Linked DNA regions of Mus musculus: region 2 is linked to region 1. A link is a loop called in an ENCODE intact Hi-C map of the cell type or tissue named here. Cell type or tissue: gastrocnemius. All regions are shown on one strand.

Region 1 (8,000 bases):
TAAAATTCCACAACGGGTTTTACAGTAAGCACAGGAATTAAATTATGGTAAAAGGGAGCTATTTTTACTAAAATAGGGTAGACCAATTAATCAAAAAATGCCATCCGGCGGTGTTCATTACATTCAGGAATCTAATTTACACAATAGACTATGGTGTAATCCATTTTAGTCAATAAATACTCAAAACTTCTTTAAGCTTTAATCTTATCAGAAATACATATTTCACATAGTCTTCCTAGTTAAGAGAGCAATGGGAGGAAATTTCATAACGAGCATGAGTCTGCCTTATCGTCCTCACGTAGGCAAGAGCAGAAAAAGCAAGCACAGTTAAGTTGTTTCACTCCACCTATAGATGTTTCAATCCAATCGCCTTCCTTTCCTGCAGGCCTACATGTGGAGTTCGTTTGTTTCAGACTCCTAAGGGTGCTGTGGGTTAATAAATATCACCAGTCCTCCGGCTTAGAAAAGTTCACTCAAGTTCATGTTCAAGCACACTTTAGAGTTGGGAGCAAAGGCGGTTCCCTAGAGATGTTATGGAAGATCACACACACACACACACACACACACACACAGAGGGCAAGGCTGCCTCTATGGACCACAAGACTGTCCCATCTCTCTGGTGTTCCCAGTGATCAAAGCTCTGAGGGCTCACTTGCCGCTCACCTTCAACTTGGCTCCGGCTACGCACAACATCCACCTGGCAGAATCCTGGGGCTGTCCAGGCGCCGCGAACGCGGAGCTAGCACTAGCAGGGAGGACCCCGAGGGCGAGCAGCTGGTTCCGATGAGGGGTGGCAGGCAGAATAGCATCCTCTGGGCACGCAGGCAGCTCCGCCGCGGATTGGGAAGCCCCGATACCATCCCCTCGAGGCGACGAGGAACCACAATCAGTCTCCTTACAGTCCAGCGGGGCCCCCGGGGCTTTGCTTTCGAGAACCGGGCTGGAGAAGGCAGCTCGGAGCGGACCTGACGCGCGCTCCATAACTCCTGGGGCCCCTTTGCAGAGAGGACAGAACACACCCCTCGCGAAAAAGAGTGAGGGGCTGGAGTGATGCAAGCTATCGGTCACCGAGGGGGGAGCCCTGGAAGTCCCTGAGACACGCAGCTAAGTCTGGCTGCACCGATCGGTGACCCCGGAGGAAAAGCGCTCCGAGACCGGGTCACGCAGCGGCCTGCGCTCGGTGGAAAGTTGCAGCCTTTCTCCCGCACCTTTTCCCTTCTCCCGGGCCGATCCCGCACTCTGCGCGACCCACCGGTGTCCCCCCGCAAGCCAAGTTTTTCCCTTCCAAAGCTTCCCCCACAACCCCTTCCCGGGGAAGTCCCCGGGCGCAAAAAAGGGGGACAGATCCAGCTCCGCAGTCACTTTCACGCAGAAGACACACAAAAGAGCGCGGGGCTTGCGGGTTGGCCCCGGGACGTAAACAAACGGGGTGGGGGAGGGACCCGCCACACCGGGTAGCCGGTGCCCTGGCCGGGGCGACACCGGTTGACAATCCCTTACGGGAGTAGTGGAAAGAGGAATGGTGGCAGCTGGGCCCAAGGGGAACGATCAAGGAGCAGCCAGGAGCTCCAAGCCACCCGCCGTCTTCACGACAAGGGGCCACCCGCCAGCCTGGCCGTCGCCGCCACCGCCGCCAGCCGCCGGTGGCCGATCTGACCCTCCCCCGGAGCCGGCGGCACCACAGCGCCACCAGCTCCAGCTCCGCCGCGCCGGCGGGGCAGTGGCGGCGGCGGCGGCGGCGGTCCGCGACTCTCTCCTCCAGGAGACAGAGGAAAGAGAGAGAGAGAGAGAGACAGGCGCTTCACCCCCCACCAGCAACTCCCCACAAACTTTCCCCGGGAATACGACGGGGCTGAGCCGGGGGGAAGGAAGGACGTGACTGGCGCGAGGGGGACTAGCGTCCCGCAGCTCCCCTTCTTTGCAGCCCTGCCACCCCTCCAGAGCCACCCCGTGGCGCGTCCCCCTCTTTAGCGCGCGCGAGTTCCCACTGAGCCCCCGTGGGGGGGGGGGACCGCCGCTCCCCCCTCCTCTCCACCAGGGTCCCGCGACAACGACAGCGCGCGGGGTAGGCGGCGGCGGCGGAGAGGACGATGAGGATGATGATGGCGATGATGGTGGGGAGGAAGACACCCTCCGGGGTTGAAGGGGGCAGACACCGGGGGGCAAAGATGTTGGTGGCGGCTGGCGGCTCCGGCGCCATCTTGGGCTGATCGATGAATTGAACAAAGAGGATCAATTTCTGATCAAGCCGAGTGATCAATGAGAGCCGGGGAGCCCGAGGGACTCGCCGCCGACTCGGCCCCGCTCTTCTCCCGGCACCCCCCTCCTGCTTTCCCCCGTCGCCTCAGCACCCCCGCCAGGGCCCTGGCAGCCCGGAGTGTCACCCTCCTTCCTGAGGGAGGCCGCGACCGCCCGCAGCCCTCACCCCCCGGGCGCGAGGCCGAGCGCCGAGAAGCCTGACCTGCAGCTGCTGTAAATCAAAGCGCTTCCAATATTGAAACATCGATCCCACATTGGCCGCCATCTTGAGACATATTGAGACGGAGTGAGAGGCTGATAGAGAGGGGGCTGGAGTTCAGGAGCCGCCAGGAGGCAGCAGGCGGGCGGGCGCCAAAACCCGGCCTGGAGCCGGCCGCCGCCTCAGCCACCGCGGACGCGGACTCCTTCCTCCTCACGGCGCCGCCGCCGCTGCCGCCGCCGCCGCCGCCACCGCCTCAGCCATGGAGTCCGAAGCCTGAGGGAAACGCGGCGGCGGCGGCGGCGGCAGCCTTGACGCGCGCGCGCCGCGCTCTCTCTCCACAGCCCGAGCGCGGGCATCCGGGGCCCTCGCGACCCCTCACCCTTTTTCCCGCGCGCCCCGCCACAAGCCCCCCTCCCAGGCCGCGCTGCGACCCTACGGCGGCCCGGCCTCGAGGGGGCGCTGCGGGGTCTCCTCCGGACCCCGCAGCTCACCTAAAGGGCGCCCTCCCTCCCCAACACCCCCGCCCCCGGGAAGGTCGCGGTCGCCGGTGGCCAGCGCTTTAGGATAAGGTGCCCCTCGCTCTGCGCGCCTGAGGACAGTGGGCTGCGCTGCGGCAGCGGGGCGCGGGCGCTGCGCTCTTTCGCACGGTGCGCGCGGTGGAGCGAGCGGAGCCCACCTGCACAGCCGGCGGTCGGGACCCCACCGGCCAGCCCGCGCGCCGGGGCTGCGGGTGACCTCACTCCGCTCCCCTATGCGCTCCAGCTGGGGGACCTCCAGACCACAGCGGTCGTGAACAGTGTTTCATATTCAAGGAAGTGCAATTGTGTCGTGGTAAAGGGGGCGGAGGGGGTTGACCACCAAGCCTTGGAGCCTGCGGCTGCTGCCGCCGCGACTCCCATTCACGTCCTACACATTCCGTTGCAATCCCCAACTTGCACCGGGACACATCAGCGAGTGGCGACGGCCTCCCCACCCTTCAGAGCCGCTCCAGCGTCCGCCAGGACTGGGGCAAGTCTTGGAGCACAACTCTGTCCCAACCATGCTTCTGCGACACAACCCCAGAAACTTCCTCTGGGGTTCACACAACTCCGCGCCTCCGTCTTTGCAGGCAGAAAGTTTGAGAGCGTGCAGTGCACTTGAAACTGAGCGCTCGTTCCTAAGTTTTGAAGAAGAAAAAAAAAAAAAAACAAAAACGCTCACATTTAAACCGGGAGTGGGGGGAAGGAAGTTCTCTTTACATTTCCTTCTAGACCCAAAGCACGCGTTTCAGGATCGTCATCTTTAATGGATTTATTCACACCAGAGAGTTTGCGTTTACAGTAGGAACACAGTGTTTTCACTTTGCTGCACTTCGGTGAACGTGTAATTAGTTAAGACAAATCCCTAAATTCCTTAATCTTGAAAATTATATGTAAATAACGTCTGTATGGAACACCAAACATGACAGTAGAAAATAATTGCTCTCTGAGCCAAGTTTGAGGGCTTAGCGTTATTCGGTTGCGGTGAGATCGATATTTTTGGAGAACGAGGTTGGAAATGAAAGTCCCCCCGAGATTTAAAGAATACAAGTGTTCCCGGGTCTTGCAACTGCACCCAAAAGCCTCTGTGTCCATGCAGCGGTCGGGACCGGGCTGCACTCCCAAGTCGCAGCCTTTGAGGGGCAGAAGCCACCCGAAGCAGGTGCGTGGGAGCGCGCGGGCGTCAGGAGGCGCAGAGCCAACCTCAAGTCTGGATGCCGTGACGCGGCGCCAGGCGGGACACTGCGGACCTCGGGTGACCGCGAGCTGCAAGGGAGTCAGGCGCCGGAGCCGGAACGCGCGGGCGCCCGTGCTGCAGCTCCATTCGCACCGCCCAGTAGAGGGCAGCGGCTCCCCGACACTCGGGTCCTCAGGGTACCCCCCCCCCCCACACACACACACACACACACACACACCACTGCCCCAATGCTCGTGCCCACCCCAGCTCCTCGTACTTGGCCACACCCTGACCGAGATCCAGGCGGGAAGCAATTCCTTTGCCACCTAAAGCTTCCTAGAGCTTACCCGTTTCTCCCTATCTTGCATTTTAAAGGCCATCTACGTTTGTGCGGTGGCCAGCAAGAACGGCAAAATTTGACCTAAAGGTGGCTAGACAAAATGGGCAGGAGCATTAAAACAAGCAAATTTCCTCTCGTGGGGAACGATCGGAGAAATGGTATGGATTTACCACAGATGTTCTCAATCTAATTATGCTGTCGATCCCCTGGGTTTGAACTTTAAAAACTGAAATATATATGACCTGTGTAATAGTGGGGAAAGACATCTGGTTGGAATTCAGAGTTCTGAATCCATGGCAATATTTTAGATATAAGTTTGACGGGTATTAAATACAATTGTTCCGTTTCTAGTTATGTTTATACTTTTGCATGTTAACCTGGCTGACATTGGGAGGCCCAGAGCTTAAGCTTTATTTAAATAAATTTTAGATTTCTCCTAACAGAGTTTGGGGGTTGTACAGACTTTATTGCCCTCGGCCAGGAAGAGGGGAGAAAAAAAATTAAGATAACTTCTCTAGTGGAATAAAATGTTCTCATTTCAAAAGATAATTCACTAATCAACAATTATCTTGAGTGAATGAAATAATAATGCAAAGACTTGTGACAAGATTTTAAAGAACGCATTTAAGATGTTTAGAACAAGTATAGTCATAAACGAACAACTTAGAGATGGTGGGGTGGCTCAGTGGGTAAAGTGCTTGCTGTACAAGTGTGCTTGAGTTCCATTCTCAAAATCCACGTGGAGGAAGGGAAAAGAGACTCCATAGAATTGTCCTCTGATGTCTACCCCCTAGCTGGGACGTGTGTCCCACTGCACACACCAGGCACACACACACATCGTCATCATAATTAATAAATAAAATTTAATAAAGAGCAAATTATAAGCATTTCAAAGACTAGTTTTTTCTTGCAAGTTCATGCTCACCCAAAGTACTGTAAAACCTGGACGACCACTGGTGTCTGAATGTTGTGGATTTACAAAGTTACGAACTGCTTAAAATATTTTTTAAATGGAAGGGTTTAAAGACTTCTATCTCCATCGACACCCACAAAGACAACACATGAGTGATCACATCCTTCTAGAATCCACTGTGAGAACGGATGGCTCTGACGCAGGAAAAAAAGCTTCACATATAATTGATATGACTTTGAATGAAGCATAAGAAAAACAATCCAGAGGCATTCAGTCATTCTGTTTAATGTCTAGCTTCTCCCTTTAGGGGAAGAGCGCTCACAGTTCCCAATGCATGACTAATTGCCATCCCAAGCTTCCCAAAATAAGTCCCCTGTCATCCAACGAGAGAGCTGATCAAAACGATAGCCATTCCTAGTACCTTTATTTTTCAGCTTAGCACCAGAGAGGGAAACTGTGTAGGTGATGCAGGAGCCCAGAAATCCTCAGTTTCTTCCCCGTGGATCTTGTATTATTACCCAAAACAGTGAAATAAAATAGGGTTAGCTGACATGGTGGTGCACACCTGCCACCCCAGCGGGAGGCAAAGGCAGGAGGAGACTTTCATGGTCATGTATAGGGAATTCAAGGACAGCCTTGTTCTATGAGACCCAGCCTCAAAGACCAACAACAATGGCAAGTAATAACAGTAAAGGATCTGCAAGAATCTATTGTGGTTGCAGTAACTCTAAGAAACATTGTAACATACCTCAAACATTCCTTATTCTGCTCCGGTTGAAGAGTCTCCCCTGGATGGCATCCATGCTTAGTTTATAAAACCCATTAAGGGGAAAGTTGGTGAGTCTCTGTAGGGTGATACTTGCAAAACTGAGCCTTCCTAAGTATATTCCCCAAAATGCAAGTGTGTGAGTCTTTAAAGACAGACTCAAATGGAGTCACTGTTCTTTTAAACTGCACCTGACACCTCAAAAGAATCAGCCGTCAGGAAATGCTTTCCAAGCTGGGCTTGGTGGTGCATTCCTGTTATCTACTCAGCCAGGAGAGACAGGGGCAGGAGGACTGTCACAAATCCAAGGACATCTTGGGCTACACCTTGAGGTCAGGACTAGCCAGAGTTACAAATCGAGACCTTATCTAAAAGAAAGATTTTCTTCTAAACTGAAAAATGTCTCATATTGAAGGGCATTATTTAAAACAAGACGAAAGCTCCCTCAAAGAATCTTAATCTCTCAGGGGGGAAACAATCTTTATGGACTGATTTCTTATTTGTTCCCCTATACATTTTCTCTCCAAGAAACATGGAGTAATAATATGGAATCTTTACCAGACTAAAATCATCATAGTAACCCCAAAATCTTCTAAACTATATGTGTCAAAGGAAAACCGTGAAGCTACTCATTCCAAAGCCTTAATTCTTTTCCTTATTATTCTAACACCCAAAGTAGAACTGGTTTTAAATAGTTTCTATCCAACTAGAAACACTGCAGAGTCTAGGAGATGGCTTAGTGGCTTAGGGCACTTGCCCTAAAAGCCCTGACAACCCGAGTTTGATCCCTAAGCCCCACAAGGTGACTGGAGCAATCTACCTCCAAAAACTGTGTTTAACCTTCACATGTGTGCCATGACACATATGCCCACATACATGTCATACACACATACATGCATACTTCACATGTGTGCCATGGCACATATGCCCACATACATGTCATACATACATACATACATACATACATACATACATACATGCACACTAATGATAAAGAAGTGAAATTTTTTCTTCTAACCATAAACAATGCACAACTTTAAAAACTACACCACGGGAGCAGAAAAGCCAACTCAATGGCTGAGACTACTTGCTGCTCTTACAGAGGACCTGAGTTCAGCTCCCAGCATCCATGTCAGGCAGGCAACTTACAACCAGCTGTTATGCCAGCTCCAGGGGTTCCGATCAATGACTCTAACCTCTGAAGGCACCTACACACTTATTCACATACCCTACATAGAAAAACACAAACATAGAGTTAAAAATAAAATTCAACTAAAAATCACACCATAATGTATTCACTGTTATAAAGGCATGGCTGTAGATGGTAGAACAAATGATTCCTATACATAGTAAATCATATGGGGAAAAAATCTGAACTTTACAAATATAGAACTTCAGCTGGTCAGTGGCAGCACATTCCATTAGTCCCAGCACTGAGGAGACAGAGGCAGGTCGATCTCTAAGTTCAGGGCCAGCCTGATCTATGGAGGAAGTTCCAGGACAGCCTGAGCTACTCAGAAAACAACCAACCAAAAAAGAGAGGGGGGGTGGGTTAAAATTATCTCAAGGTATTTATTCAAAGAATTTGTCAATGTCTTTAATTCACAAATATCTGAGACCAGACAAATTTATAAATTTGAAGTTTTGAAACACTTCAGATTTGTAAATGCCTTTTCTTTACATCAAAACATTGTGAATAACAGAGGTGTGTGTGAGTGTGTGTGTATGTGTGAGTGTGTGAGTGTGTGTGTGTGTGTGTGTGTGTGTGTGTGTGTGTGTGTGCTCTCCCATGCTGTGACTGCCTTCCAGAACAATTTGGCACTAA
Region 2 (8,000 bases), 140 kb after region 1:
GGATCCTATCTCCAATAAGGAAAGCAACGGGAGGTGGGGAGGGGAGAGGGCAAGGCAGATAAACAGTCAGACAGACAGACTTAGGAAATAGGAATCCTTTGCCATTCTCTCAGGAGAGGGGGCAAGAGAGGTTCTCCCATCAGCCTGCAGCTCTTGGCCTGGGAGACAACTGAGTGGTCCACTAGAGAAGAGGCTGAGGCTGCTAGAAGAATCCTTCCTCTACCACAGCCCTGGCTGCCCCTTGCTTTCTAAGACTCACTTTCCTGGAAGTCATGAGTGGAGCCCTGTCTACACCGAAAACTTGTCAAACCTGTTTGTGTCCCACAGGAGGAGACAGAGCCAGGGCTACAGGGAGTGGGAGCCTCAGGCAATCTCTGACACCCCCTTACTTGAGACTGTCTGACAGCTTGGCCTGCCATACTGCAGGGGCCCTAGCTCACTAGGGACATGGGCAACCAGTGCAGAGGTCAAAAGGGGATCCGGCAGGTTAAAGAGGAAGTGTGTGTGGGAGGGGCATTCACTTCCTCGATCCTCAATCTTCCCTGTCCCTGCTCTCTGAGCCAGAGTACAATGGTGATCAATAAAACCAGTTCAAGCTGCATGGAATTCAAGAGGAACTTACAAGACTCCCCCTCTCAAGTTGAACAGTTAAAACTTGTGTGTAGCTGTGGCTTAGAGGTAGAGAGGCCCTGCCTAGAATACCCCAGAGAGGGGCTGGGGGCATGGCTCAGTGGTAGAGCCCCTGCCTAGAATCCTCCAGTGAGGGGCTAGGGGCGTGGCTCAGTGGTAGAGCCCCTGCCTAGAATCCCCCAGTGAGGGGCTGGGGGCGTGGCTCAGTGGTAGAGCCCCTGCCTAGAATCCCCCAGGGAGGGACTGGGGGCGTGGCTCAGTGGTAGAGCCCCTGCCTAGAATCCCCCAGGGAGGGGCTGGGGGCGTGGCTCAGTGGTAGAGCCCCTGCCTAGAATCCCCCAGTGAGGGGCTAGGGGCGTGGCTCAGTGGTAGAGCCCCTGCCTAGAATCCCCTAGTGAGGGGCTGGGGGTGTGGCTCAGTGGTAGAGCCCCTGCCTAGAATCCCCTAGTGAGGGGCTGGGGGCGTGGCTCAGTGGTAGAGCCCCTGCCTAGAATCCCCTAGTGAGGGGCTGGGGGTGTGGCTCAGTGGTAGAGCCCCTGCCTAGAATCCCCTAGTGAGGGGCTGGGGGCGTGGCTCAGTGGTAGAGCCTCTGCCTAGAATCCCCCAGGGAGGGGCTGGGGGCGTGGCTCAGTGGAAGAGCACCCACCTAGTCTACATAAAGCCCTGGGTTCAATCCTCAGTGCTGCAAAACAACTAAAACCAGATTAAGACCTTGCTGTACTTCTACTGTCTGTGCCACTCGCGCTGGACACAGGGCCTTTGCTTTGCTAGTTCTTCTGTTTGGAACTTTCTTCCACTCTATTACTCCAGCCTGGCTATGTGGTTGCAGCTCAGCTCAGCCCTGACAACTGCAATAGGTCAAAGCCCTTTCAGAAAATCAGATACTTAAAAATGTGTATTATTACTCGTGTGTGTGTGTGTGTGTGTGTGTGTGTGTGTGTGTGTGTGATGTCCACACACCTGTTTGCATGCTCATGTGGATGTCAGGAAGTTGTTTCACATATGGAAGTTGTTTTTGTCCTTCCTTAGGATAAAGTTGTCAGGCTCATGGACAACAAACACCTTCTCCCTACTGAGACAGCTAACTGAGCCACCAGGTACTTCTGTTGGGGAATTTTAAGTCCAAAAGGTTGGGATTCAAGTGGAGTTTTGATCACTACAATGCCCCTAGACCCCAAATGTAGGCTTGGTATATGGTAGAGTCTATTCAACCCTAGGATATCCAGAGAATCAGCCTGCAGCTGGGCTGCAGCCAGGCCCTATGGAGGCCACTACAGAGTTATGTGCCCCATGTGGCCAAACCTGGTACTGCATTCAGTTCCAGAGTCCTCCCTTGGGCTTCACCAAGCCTACCTGGCCAGTCTACTCTTCAGTCGTCCCATAAGAAGAATGAAGAAAGAACTCAAGTGTATCTTGGCGTCTTAGGGACTATCATGGCTCAGGATAGCAGCGAATCTGAGACTGAAGCCACTTTTCTGTTTTTTTCTTATAAAACTGGCCAAACTGGATCACCTAGAATGCCTGATGAACCCTAATCAGACCTGGGAGGCGATGGGCTGCAAGCCCAAACAGGCCTTTGGGTCCCCAGAGATCTGGGGCAAGGAATTGGCCCTGCCCTGGGCCTCAGCCTGCTCCCCCAACCAGCTGTATCTCATTGAGGATAATTAGCCCAGCCAGACGCCTGGCTCTCGGCCTCTCATTTTCCACTCAAGATCCATCCGCCGGGGGCCTTCGGACAGTGGCCCCACATATAAATCAAGAGGGGGTCGCTGTTAAGAGAGCAGGGACATTCTTTCCACCCATGTGGCTGGCTAAATTGTCTCCAAGAGCAGATTCTGTCTTGGCGCCCAATCAAGAATGGCCAAGGCCTTTGAAGGCCCTTCCAGGATGAACCCCAGGGGTTTGAAGCTGTCTGAGCAAGCGGCAATCTCTGTGGGAGCTTCTGCTGACCACAAGAGGGTGGGGCCTCTGAGGACGGTGGGACAACGTGATAGAAGAGGGACAGACCTCGCCTGACAGGAGGCACCCCCATTATGGAGACTCCATAGCAACTTTGGAGCTGACTGTATCTCGCTACATGTAAGTAAGGGCTCTGTCATTAAGCCACGCCCCCAGTCACTTACTTGGGGGTTCTAGGGCAGTGGTCTACATTGAGCTACACCCAGCCCCTTACTGGGGGATTCTAGGCAAAGCAGTTTATCAGTGAGCCCCGCTCAGCCCTTGCTGGGGCACTCAGGAATTCTACCACTGTCTCCCTCTCCTTATTTTTGCTCTGCCTGGGCTGCACCTTGAAGACCTATCTCAAAACTAAATAAATGTACGGCTAGGAGCACATCTCAGTCGTAGAACATGTGTGAGGACCGTGGCTTTGCTCACTGCCACTCCAAAAAGAAATAAATGAAAACAAATGGATATCCACACGTTGATATTAGTAAAAAAGATGGGATGTATACTTAGTGAGAATAAAAAATAGAATGACAAACATGACAGACCTAGGTCCTCTGCACATATGTTACAGTTGGGCAGCTTGGTCTTCATGTGGGCTGCTAACAGTGAGAGCAGGGGCTGTCTCTGGCTCTGTCATTTCCCTTCACACCCTTTCCTGCTACTGGGCTGCTCACCTCACCTCAATAGGAGAAGATGCACCTAGCCTTAGTGCAACGTGAGATGCTGAGGTTGGTTGGTATCCATGGGAGGCCTCCCCTTGTCTGAGGAGAAAGGGAGGAGGAGTGGAGGCAAGGCAGGGAGGACTGGACGGAGAGGGGGGAGGGGAAACTGTGGTCGAGATGTAAAGTAAATTAATTAAAATAAAAAATCACGAAAGTGGAATAGGAATCACTGAGATTTTGCTTGTGAGTTCTAGAGAAGAGGTCCTGGAGAGACTGTTAAAAGAGGACATTTTAGAATTTTCTGGAACACTGGTTCCAGAACTGTCATACTCCCCACTGAATCAGCATTTTAGTCTTGACACTAAATTTCTTTTTTTTTTTAATTTATTTTTATGTAAATGAATGCATGTTTGAGGGGCTGTGTCTGTGCACATGAGTGCAGTACCCAGAGAGGCCACAAGAGGGCTCTGTCTGGTATGGATGCTGAGAACTAAACTTGGGTCCTTCAGAAGGGAAGTACGTACTCTTTCCAGCTTCCTGAGCCCACTTTCTTTCAATAGTGAGGTTCGATCCTGAACCCCACAGTGTCTGGTTGGAGCCAGGGAATTGTGGCTGCTTACAGACAGAAAGACAGACTCCGGGGCATGTGTAGTTTATGATCTGGTATCAACATAAGCTTGGAGTTGATCCTGTAAAATAAACTTACTGGTGAATTAAATACCCGTTCAGGGCCATGGAGTCAAGCATTTTGCACATGACACGGGCCTATCCCGTGAAGTTTTTTGAAGCCACGCCCACCGTCCGTGCTTCATACTTGCTCCTAGTTTGTTGTGGGGTCTCTTATGCTGACCCCATGCTGGTTGTATGGGTGGGGTGTGGGTGTGGATGTGATTGGGGAATGAAGAGACTGGTTCCAGTGTCCTGAGAGTGGCGTGACAGGGTCGAGGCATACCTTTCTTTTTATATCTTCAACTTGTGTAGCCTATTAGCCTGGCTCAGTTGCCTCAGAAGACAGGGTTCTATTGGTGGCTGGGTAGCTCTGACACTCCGACCCTCAGCGCCCTCCTGGCCTTCCCATGATCCAACTACAATCATGGATTCCACAGCAGTCAAGGACAAAAGGGCACAGACAGTGGCTCTGGGACAAGGCTCGGAAGCCAGCTCCAGTCCCAGCTGCTGCCCGCCCCAACACCTCATCCTTACTCAAGACCTGTTATCCGAGTGCTGGGTGCTAATGTCTATGTTTGGAGAGGGTGGGGCACTGGGACCCAGACTTCTTGGTGCCATGGAGACACTGGATGGGAGTGGCTGGTGGGCGCAGGGGTGGGAGAAACAGGCCATGTGGAGCTATGGTAATCCAGAATTTAGCTTCAAAGCTTGTGCCTTCAACTTCATTGGAATGTCCACCCACAAGGGTGGGGACAAGCTAAGTCTGGCTCCCATCAAACTTCAGAGAGTTACTGTGTCTTGTTTGGCTGGGGACTGAGGAGACTGTCTCATGGGGTTACAGGTCGGGGATCTTAGTGGGCGTATATAGGGTCAGGAAACCCCAGTACAACCTCTTAGGCCATGTCTACTCTAGGTCACTGACTACCTGTTTGGGCCCTCATATCGCCCCCCAGAGAGATGGATGAGCGTCCCACCCACCACCCACCATGTGCACCCTCAGCTGGTACTTGCTGCCGGCCGCCCGGGTTAGAAACTCCAGTTGGCCTCGGTGAATGGAACGCACAAAGACCGCTTTTGTGGCTCCACAGCGCCATCTACTGGTTTTTGAGCCACCTTGCCTGGCTTCTGTTTCTCCCAGGCTTCTAGAGTCAACACAGCCACTCATAGCACAGGGTTTTAAAGTATAATTTTGAGGCAAACAAGTCTGAATGAGAGTTGTGGCTGCCTCAGTTACTGCTGAACCACAGACCTTAACCTCTTTAAGTTTCCTGGAAAAAAAAAAACTCGTGGGCTGGGCTCAGTCAGTAAAGCTTGCCTCGAAAGTATGTGGACCTGAGTCCCATTCCTAAAACCCATGTAAAAAGCCAGGTACTGAATCTGTGCTTAAGGTGGAGACAGGTTAACTCTTGGGCCTTGATGGCCAGACAGCCTAGCCTGATTGGCAAGTACCGGGTCAATGGGAGACTCTATCTCAGAGAGAGAGAGAGAGAGAGAGAGAGAGAGAGAGAGAGAGAGAGAGAGAGAGGTGTGACAATATCCTTGAGGAAGTCTTGAGGTTTCTTCTGGCCTCTACATGATCATGCATGCACCCTCACATACATGCACATACACAAACATGCATTTAAAAATAGCTTGCAAACTTATAGCGTGGTCTTTAAGCTTTCTACTGTGTGCACACAAGACCGCATCACAGCCCTGTAATTACATCTCTAACTTCAGGCGATAAGGACACTGAGGATACCCAGGGGATGGATGGAGGCTGCAGTGATACGTGGATAGAAGGCACCGGATTGCCAAAGCCCGCTGGATGCACACTTTCCCACAAATCCATCTGCCTTCAGCATCTTTGCCTCCGGGGCTTCCAAGAATCATGACACATGTCTTGATTTAGCCTCCAGCTTCGAGCCCCGGCTGCTTCCCATGACAAAGGTTCACTTGCATGCATGCGCACCTTCTCTTTCTCTTTTCTGAGACAGGATTTGTGTGTGTGTGTGTGTAGCCCTGGCCGTACTGGAATTAATCCATAGACCAAGCTAGCCTTGAATTTAGAGATCCCCCTGCCTCTGCCCTCCCCGGTGCTGGGATTAAAGGTGTGCACCATCACCACCCCACTTCTCAGTTTCATCTATTGCTGTGATAATAAAAAGATCTGACAAGAGCAACTTAGAAGAGTTTATGTCAGTTCATGGTCCCAGAGTTACAATCCATCCTATGGGGACATCACAGGGGCAGGAACACCGGAGACAGCTGGTCACATCACATCCACAGTCAGGAGCGGGGGGTGGGGCTGGGGTGTGGGGGAATGGGGTGGGGGGATGAATGCGCATGCGCGTAGTGCTCAGCCCGCTTTCGCTTTCTCTACTCTCAGTCCAGGCCTCAAATGGTGCTGTCCGCTTTTAAGCTGGGTCTTCCCACATCAATTAACACTGTCAAGATAATCTCCCACAAACATGCCCACAGGTCCATCCGAATGAGACAGTTCCTCGCTGAGACGCTCTTCCCAGGTGACTCTGGGACGTGACAAGCTGATAATTAAAACTAACCTGCACAATGGACATGGGAGGAAGTAACCTGTTTGGATCCAGATCTGTCCCTAGTGGAGCTCAGGGTCCTGAACAGCTCTTCTCTCTGTGATGGCTGGCTTCCTGTGTGGCAAGTGAATTGTCAGGGTCCTTTCGGCCGCTTCTACTGTCTAAGCCCTGTCCTGCTTCTCACGCTACTGTGGGTGGGAAGGTAGAGGACATACAATGGGAACCAGGAGCTCGGGACAATTCTCATCCGCACCCCACCCCCAAGCAGTGGGGGAGTCTGCATCCTGGAGTCTAGCCTGATTCAGCTTGGTGATATTCCACCTCTCTTGGAAGTCATGTCCGCGCCACCCCACCTTCCCCAGCTCAGCAGCTTCTTCTTACTGGAGCCTTAAAAGGGTTCCGGGAACAAAATACCTCTAAGGATCCACTTCCAGTGGCCTACTTCCTCCAGTATAAGCCCCGCCTCCTCCAATGCTTCCCCCCCCCCCCCCCCCACCAAGTAGCACCACCACCTGGGGATGTAGGCTTTAGCTCTCGGCCTGTGGAAGGGATTCCGTGTTCCAACTAAGGCTTGCCCGAGGCACCCTGCTGTGCGAGGCCTTCAGCTTGTCTTCCTGCTCACAGGGTGCTGTCCTGCTGCCTTCTTGCTGGTGTGGTCACGGTGGGAAAGGTGTAGTGATGCAGAGCAGTTGACATCAGAGTGGACAAAAAGACGCATCAGAAAGTATAATTGGTGGACAGGAAGCAGCAAGAGGCTGTCTGAGAGTGACATATGTTCAGAAAGCAAAGACTGCATCTGTCAGTAGCCCATGGTGTGGCTTTTTTTTTTTTTTTTTTTTTTTCGGGACAGAGATGTGACTCTTATATGCAGAGTCCCAAGGGTAGAGGAGATAGAGAACTGCTTATAGCTGGAAGAGAAGGAAACCAGCCTAGGTACTGGTGAGCAAGGCTGTCAGGGAGCCAGTAGCCAGCCTGTCATTGCTGCAGCTGCTCAAGAGGTAGGAGTGGGAGAAGGATTAAGCGAGGCTCCCAGAATCAGAAGACAGGATCTGGGGCCTCCAGTCAGTGCTGAATGGTCATGTGAACGGGGTTAGGAGTCTTCAAGGCCCCAGGAGTGTATATGAGGGCATTGACTCCCCAGAGGGGACAGATAGGAGCTTATACTCCAGTCTGCAAAGGTGGTGACAGAGGCCACTGATATGCACAGAGAGATGCCAGCCCTTGCCCTGTAAGGACTGGAAACACTAGAGGTTGCTAGCCTTTCCTCAAGGGTGGAGCTGTGGAGCCATCCCAAGAGGGCAGAGGGAATTGGTCGCTTGGCTGTCTGGGTTCCTTGTGTGTGTGTGTGTGTGTGTGTGTGTGAGAGAGAGAGAGAGAGAGAGAGAGAGAGAGAGAGAGAGAGAGAGAGATATGTTCTTGTGGAGAGCATGTGATGTGTGTGCACTGTGCCTGCATATGTGTACACATGACTGTGGAGGCCAGAGGTCAACCTTGGGTATCATTTCATAGGCACTGCTGATCTTACTTGTTTGAGACAGGGTCTCATGCTAGGACCTAGGGC

Evidence for each region. Peaks named below come from ENCODE experiments on the same cell type or tissue, not always from the same donor. Only the 100,000 strongest peaks of a DNase experiment are listed, where the experiment ranks them.
Region 2: a loop joins it to region 1, with 5 times the contacts of the local background. A loop is called at or near these places in 7 of 42 quality-filtered maps.

What each region holds. Positions count from the first base shown.
Region 1 is chr5:136,564,717-136,572,716 of GRCm38, forward strand. It overlaps Cux1 (cut-like homeobox 1), which reads right to left and starts at 2,774. Exons shown (of 23, transcript NM_001291234.1): 1 at 2,462-2,774. The coding sequence starts at 2,524. In gastrocnemius, CTCF peaks have their summits at 1,705, 2,860 and 4,298 (motif pointing right); DNase peaks (open chromatin) are centred at 871, 1,197, 1,758, 2,367 and 3 more places; H3K4me3 peaks cover 4,522 bases; H3K27ac peaks cover 3,618 bases.
Region 2 is chr5:136,702,030-136,710,029 of GRCm38, forward strand. No RefSeq gene overlaps it. Among named protein-coding and RNA genes, the nearest start is that of Myl10, 12 kb to the left of the region's middle. In gastrocnemius, CTCF peaks have their summits at 1,931 and 3,692 (motif pointing right); DNase peaks (open chromatin) are centred at 1,924, 3,713, 4,987 and 7,039.